Linked DNA regions of Homo sapiens: region 1 is linked to region 2. A link is a loop called in an ENCODE intact Hi-C map of the cell type or tissue named here. Cell type or tissue: dorsolateral prefrontal cortex. All regions are shown on one strand. Links, peaks and the distances in the headings refer to the core of each region. The heading gives the core; the rest is flanking DNA. Region 1 overlaps ZBTB17 (zinc finger and BTB domain containing 17). Region 2 overlaps SPEN (spen family transcriptional repressor).

Evidence for each region. Hi-C counts contacts between places; a loop is a spot of excess contacts. Peaks named below come from ENCODE experiments on the same cell type or tissue, not always from the same donor. Only the 100,000 strongest peaks of a DNase experiment are listed, where the experiment ranks them.
Region 1: a loop joins it to region 2, with 3 times the contacts of the local background. A loop is called at or near these places in 5 of 110 quality-filtered maps.

Annotation. Positions count from the first base shown.
Region 1 is chr1:15,964,273-15,967,186 of GRCh38, reverse strand. All of the region lies in intron 2 of ZBTB17 (zinc finger and BTB domain containing 17), which reads left to right. LOC124903855 (a long non-coding RNA gene) reads right to left here. Exons shown (of 3, transcript XR_007065486.1): 3 at 1-2,914. Among named protein-coding and RNA genes, the nearest start is that of ZBTB17, 10 kb to the left of the region's middle. RefSeq lists enhancers at 1,065-1,254, 1,537-1,706. In dorsolateral prefrontal cortex, for the core only: no CTCF peak of the experiment used is centred there; DNase peaks (open chromatin) are centred at 681, 836 and 1,586; H3K4me3 peaks cover 1,488 bases; H3K27ac peaks cover 2,500 bases.
Region 2 is chr1:15,884,911-15,887,824 of GRCh38, reverse strand. All of the region lies in intron 3 of SPEN (spen family transcriptional repressor), which reads right to left. Among named protein-coding and RNA genes, the nearest start is that of SPEN-AS1, 38 kb to the right of the region's middle. In dorsolateral prefrontal cortex, for the core only: CTCF peaks have their summits at 1,039 and 1,243; a DNase peak (open chromatin) is centred at 1,354; H3K4me3 peaks cover 2,253 bases; H3K27ac peaks cover 2,500 bases.

The DNA of each region.
Region 1 (2,914 bases), core at 309-2,808, 79 kb before region 2:
CCAGGCTGGTCTTGAACTCCTGGGCTCAAGTGATCCACCTACCTGCGCCATCCCAAAGGACTGGGATTACAGGTGCGAGCAGGGGTGGTGTCCTGTGGGGTGACCCATTGTTGGGTTTGACATCACAGTAGGGAGGGACCTCAACTTTAATGAAAACAAAAAACTCCAAATACATTTTATGTACAAAACATATTGTCCTGGAGATCATAATCTACTTCTTTTGCTGGCCACGGCTTTTTTTTTTGTTTTTTAATTAATTAATTAATTAATTTAATTTTTGAGACAGGGTCTCGCTCTTTCGCCCAGGTTGGAGTGCAGTGCTGGGATTATAGCTCACTGCAGCCTCGACCTCCAGGGCTCAAGCGATCCTCCCACCTCAGCCTCCCGTGGCCACAATTTTTAAATGGTTGAAATAATAGAGGTCAGAGAGTAAGTACTGTGGCTCATTGAACCTTGCTGCGTGTGTGTGGAATGCCAGCACAGAGAATCCTTATGGACATCAATAGTTTGACAGTCCCAGGGTGATTAAGGTTGACCTCAGTAATGCAGTCAGCACAGATACGTGTAGAAAACTGGGGCTTAGGCTCTTGGATTCAAACGTGCTTGTTATGAATTGAAGAGAGATGGTTCGTAGGGCTGGGCTTCAAAGGAAGGAAGCAAAGGGCATGGTTAGAACTGAGAGTTGTTCACTCATATCTAAACAGCAGTGTGGACAGAGGCTCAGAGGTGGGAATTCCCGCTGCGAGTGGAGAGCGGGCCAGAAAGCAGGCTTAGTGGGTTCATTGTAACATCAAAAATCTACTCAGCTTCTGGTCTTGAAAGGTCTGGCAGTAGAATCTGTTCTCCCCACCCCAGCCGCACCACTTCCTATACTGGAACTTATTAACCTAAGCAGTCACTTTCCTGTCCCGAGTGGCAGGCTCCACTCGAATTTCGCCAGCCTGCCCCATGGGAAGCTGTATCACCAGAGCTCAGAGAGCAAAGCACTTCTCATTTCTGTAGTCTCGGGGCCATGTGGGCCCCTCAGGGATTTTCCCCCGTTACTGTGACTCAGTCAGCAGCCCAAATTAATGCTTGGCAAATGATTTAAAGTAAGAAAGAACTTGTTTAATTTTGTAAATCGTTTTTGTTAAATGTTGACTCCATACAAAAGAATGTGTTCAGTGTAAAGAATAAGGATACAAGAAACATCTTCCATGTACCCATTACCCAGTTTCCAAAAAGAACTTACTGTTACCTTTGGAGTCCCCTGTGTCCCCTCCCTGATCTCACCCGGCCCAAGTCATCCCTGAGTTTTGCTTTTATCACTCTTGCTTTTCTTTATAGTTTTACCATGTGTTTGTATTGCTAAACAATGTACCGTTTAATTCTGCAGGTTTTTGAACTTAATATAATCATATTGTTTTCTTCAGTGCCTTGACATTAATCCACGTTGCATAGAGTGGTATTTCATTTTCACAGATGAATAATGTTCCATTGTATGAGAATTTATTTATCCTTTCTATTACTGGTGGACATTTGGGTTGTTTCCAGTATTTTGCTGAGACAAACAGTGCCACTGTTCACATTCCCGGGACATGTATGCACAGCCTCTCCAGGGACTGCAGCTGGGAGTGGAGTCACAGGGTATGTGCGTCTTCAACTTAACAAATAATGCCAAGTTGTTGCCAAAACTGTTTCCCCAGTTTACCCTTCAACAATTCCGTTTGCCTCATATCCTCTCAACAATGGTATTTTCAGACTTCAACATTTTTACTAATCTGGTGGGCGTACAATGACATCTCATGTGGTTTTGATTTGCATTTTCCTGGTTCTGAGTTGGGCATCTTTTCGTTGCTTACTGATCATTCAGATTTCATCTTCTCGGAAACAACAGATTGTCTTGCTCATTTTTCTATTGGGTGGTTTGTAGACATTTTGTTAGTTTTTTGTTTTTTATTTCTTATTTTGGATACTAATTCTTTGTCAGTTATATGTGTTATAACTACCTACTTCCAGTTTGTGGCTTGTCTTTTCACTGTAGGATATTGTTTTTTGTTTTTGATGAGCAGAAATTCTTTTTTTTTTTTTTTTGATACGGAGTCTCACTCTGTTGCCCCGGCTGGAGTGCAGTGGCGCGATCTCAGCTCACTGCAAACTCCGCCTCCCAGGTTCAAGCGATTCTCCTGCCTCAGCCTCCTGAGTAGCTGGGATTACAGATGCGTGCCACCACGCCTGGCTAATTTTTTTTTATTTTTAGTAGACGGGGTTTCAGCATCTTGGCCAGGCTGGTCTTGAACTCCTGACCTCATGATCCACCCATCTCGGCCTCCCAAAGTGCTGGGATTATAGGCGTGAGCCACCGTGCCCGGCCTGTTCTCTGTTTAAATACCACACTGACTTGTAAAATACATCATTTTAGAAAACTGGTGAACTGGTGTCTAGTAAATCCTTGGCCCATTGCTCTTCCATTTTCATTTTATTTTTTTCTGAGACAGGGTCTCGCTCTGTCACCCAGGCTGTAGTGCAGTGGTGTGATCTTGGCTCACTACAGCCTTGACCTCCCAGGCTTAAGCTATCCTTCCGCCTCAGCCTCCCAAGTAGCTGAGACTAGAGGCACACGCCACCACGCTCAGCTATTTTTGTCTTTTTTGTAGAGACAGGGTTTCACCATGTAGCCCAAGCTAGTCTTGAATTCCTGGGCTCAAGCAATCCTCCCACCTCAGCCTCCCAACGTGTTGGGATTACAGGCGTGAGCCATCTTGCCTGGCCCCATTGTCATGTTAGATTACATTTGTCAAATGCCATAAAAATTGTTGGTATGTTTTATTAGAATTTGCATTGAGTTTATAATATATAAATTTGGGTAGAGCTGACATTTTTATGATGTTGAGTCATCTGATCCATAAATGTGGTATAGCTTTCAATTTACATA
Region 2 (2,914 bases), core at 251-2,750:
GTCTCGAACTCCTGACCTCAAGTGATCCACCCGCCTCAGCCTCCCAAACTGCTGGGATTACAGGTGTGAGCCACCGTACCTGAAGGACTTGTTTTTTTTTTTTTAAGAGATGAGGTCTTGCTATGTCTCAAACACCAGGCCTCCCACATCAACTTCCAGAGAAGCTACAGGAACATACCATCAGACCAGGCTTGACTTTCTGATTTTTAGCAACATTAAAAATTTTTTTCGGCCAGGCACAGTGGCTCACGCCTGTAATCCCAGCACTTTGGGAGGCTGAGGCAGGCAGATCATGAGGTCAGGAGATCAAGACCAGAAGATCGAGACCATCCTGGCTAACATGGTGAAACCCAGTCTCTACTAAAAATACAAAAAATTAGCTGGGCGTGGTGGCGGGCGCTTGTGGTCCCAAGCTACTCGGGAGACTGAGGCAGGACAATGGCGTGAACCCGGGAGGCGGAGCTTGCAGTGAGCTGAGATCGTGCCACTGCACTCCAGCCTGGGTGACAGAGCAAGACTCCGTCTCAAAAAAAAAAAAAAAAAAAAAATTCAGGCCAGGCACAGCTCACACCTGTAATCCCAGCACTTTGGGAGGCAAAGGCAAGCGGATAGCTTGAGCCTAGGAGTTCAAGACCAGCCTGGACAACACAGTGAGACTCCATCTCTACAAAAAATACAAAAATTAGCCCAGCGTGGTGGTGTGTGGCTGTAATCCCAGCTACTTGGGAGGCTCAGGTGCAATGATAGCTTGAGCCCAGGAAGTCAAGGCTGCAAATGTGCAAATTACCACTGCACTCCAGCCTGGGCGACAGAGCAAGAACCTATCTCAAAAATCAACCAATCAATCATCCAGAGTAAATTAAAACCCACAAGACATCATGTCATGTCACAACTTTGCCACCAAAACCTATTTTAATTCCTTCCACCTAAGAAACCAAAATAAAAAACCTCAGTACAACCTAATTGGTAAGAATGAGAAGGGGTGAGAGGGACAGTTCTTTATTTCAAATGGACTAACCTAACTAAAAGCAACGCTCCTGGGGACTTTGGTAATAAACTCCTTGTCACCAAATGCTGACCATGTTGTGATGTGGCCAAGCACTGGCAGTGCAGAAGCAGTTTTACAGAAGCCGTAGCTTCTAAAAGGTAGAAGACTAAAAGTTACCATTAAAGCAAGGGTTAATAACAGAAAGATGTATTAAAAATAGAGTTTGTACCAGCTTGCAGTCGGGCGTTCACCCTGGCTAGATCTGAAATCCTCCTCTCCAGGAACACTAAGGCACAGCCGTCCTGCCCCTCCCACCGCCTGGCCCAGTCACCACGCAGCAGCCGGGTCCCTGCGCCCCGCCCCTGGACTGAGGGCTGTGGAGAAACTCTGGCAAAACAAGGAAGCCTCCGGGAGGTGGCAAGCAGCCAACTCAAACTGGATGGTTCCAGTTTAGGCTGGTTCGAGTCACAAACAACAGTTCCTATTTTCCCCCACAATATTCAGACGCAGGGGCTGCCCAGATGAGCGCTTCTCATCTGCTTCCAGAGCTAAGGCTACCTGGTTCTCATTCCTCTGCAGTCGAGCATCCTAACTAAAAGCAAGGTTCCCACTTCAGCAATATGGGTCAGCCCAGTACTTGTTTCCAAAATGGAATGCCTATTCTGTACAAGACCCTGCAGCTGACAACACCTACACATCTAAAACAAAAACAAAAAAACAAAACTTTACTAAAATGCTGTATTTGACCAAAAAAGGAAATCCAGAAAGGAAACAGACCTATTTACAGGTATCCATTATGAGAGCTATGCCTACCAGAACAATTAAGTAAGTACTCTTCCATTTCCATATTTAGCACAAAAAAGGCTTGGTTGGCTAATATGACCCCCTAAAACAGAAGGTTGTGTGTTGCTTATTGCACAATAACAAACGATGCAAGCAATACAGGAGCCAAAAAAAATAATGTGTTTCCAAACTGTGGGCTCTTCAGTGACCTCTGCAGTTTGTCTGCCACTGATGGGAAAAAAAGGGTTTTTTTGGTGTATTTCTTGTCCAAAGCACACACTGCTGAACATTTATTCCATGCTGCTAAACAGTACCAAAATAGCATTAAGCAGGGAACAAGCAAATGCTTATTCTTTTGTAAAGTATTTAAGAGAGCCGCTCAAAATGAGGCACGACCTAATGTTTCTCAAGTATTACAGACACTAATATGCCTGCTGTTCTTTTTCTTCCCTAACCCTTCCAAGTAGGTAACTTTTTAAAGAATTTAGATACACATATTTTAAGGAAAGAGCATACTTAATCATACACAGTCAATAAAACCATTAATTGGCTCTTACAGGAGTCCATCACAAAGAATAATTATAAACGTCAAGATAGAAACTCCACGTACACTTCCTCTTGTATGCTTAAAAAGAAACTTCATGTAACAGTTGGAAAGGTCCAAAGCAATGAATATGTTTTAATCATAACACTAATTTTCAGCAAGAAATTCTCCCTTTTGAAACCTCTAGACGATCTAAAAAAGTAATAACGAAGCAGAACAAACTAATTAAAATCAAAGAATGGGCTGGGCGTGGTGGCTCATGCCTGGGCAACAGAGCGAGACTCCATCTCAAAAAAAAAATAAAGAATCACAAAGCTACAAAACAAAATTATATCTACCACTGAATCCAGAAATTATTTGCCTATTCATTATTATAGGTAACTTTGGATAATAAATCAGACAAATTTGTTTCTATGATCATCACCGAAAAATGATCACTAATTATTAATTTGTTTAATACTTTAAAACACTGACTTTTAGGCCAGGCTCAGTGGCTCATGCCTGAAATCCCAGCACTTTGGGAGGCGGAGGCAGGTGGATCACTTGAGGCCAGGAATTTGAAACTAGCCTGGGTGGTCAACATGGCGAAAACCCATCTT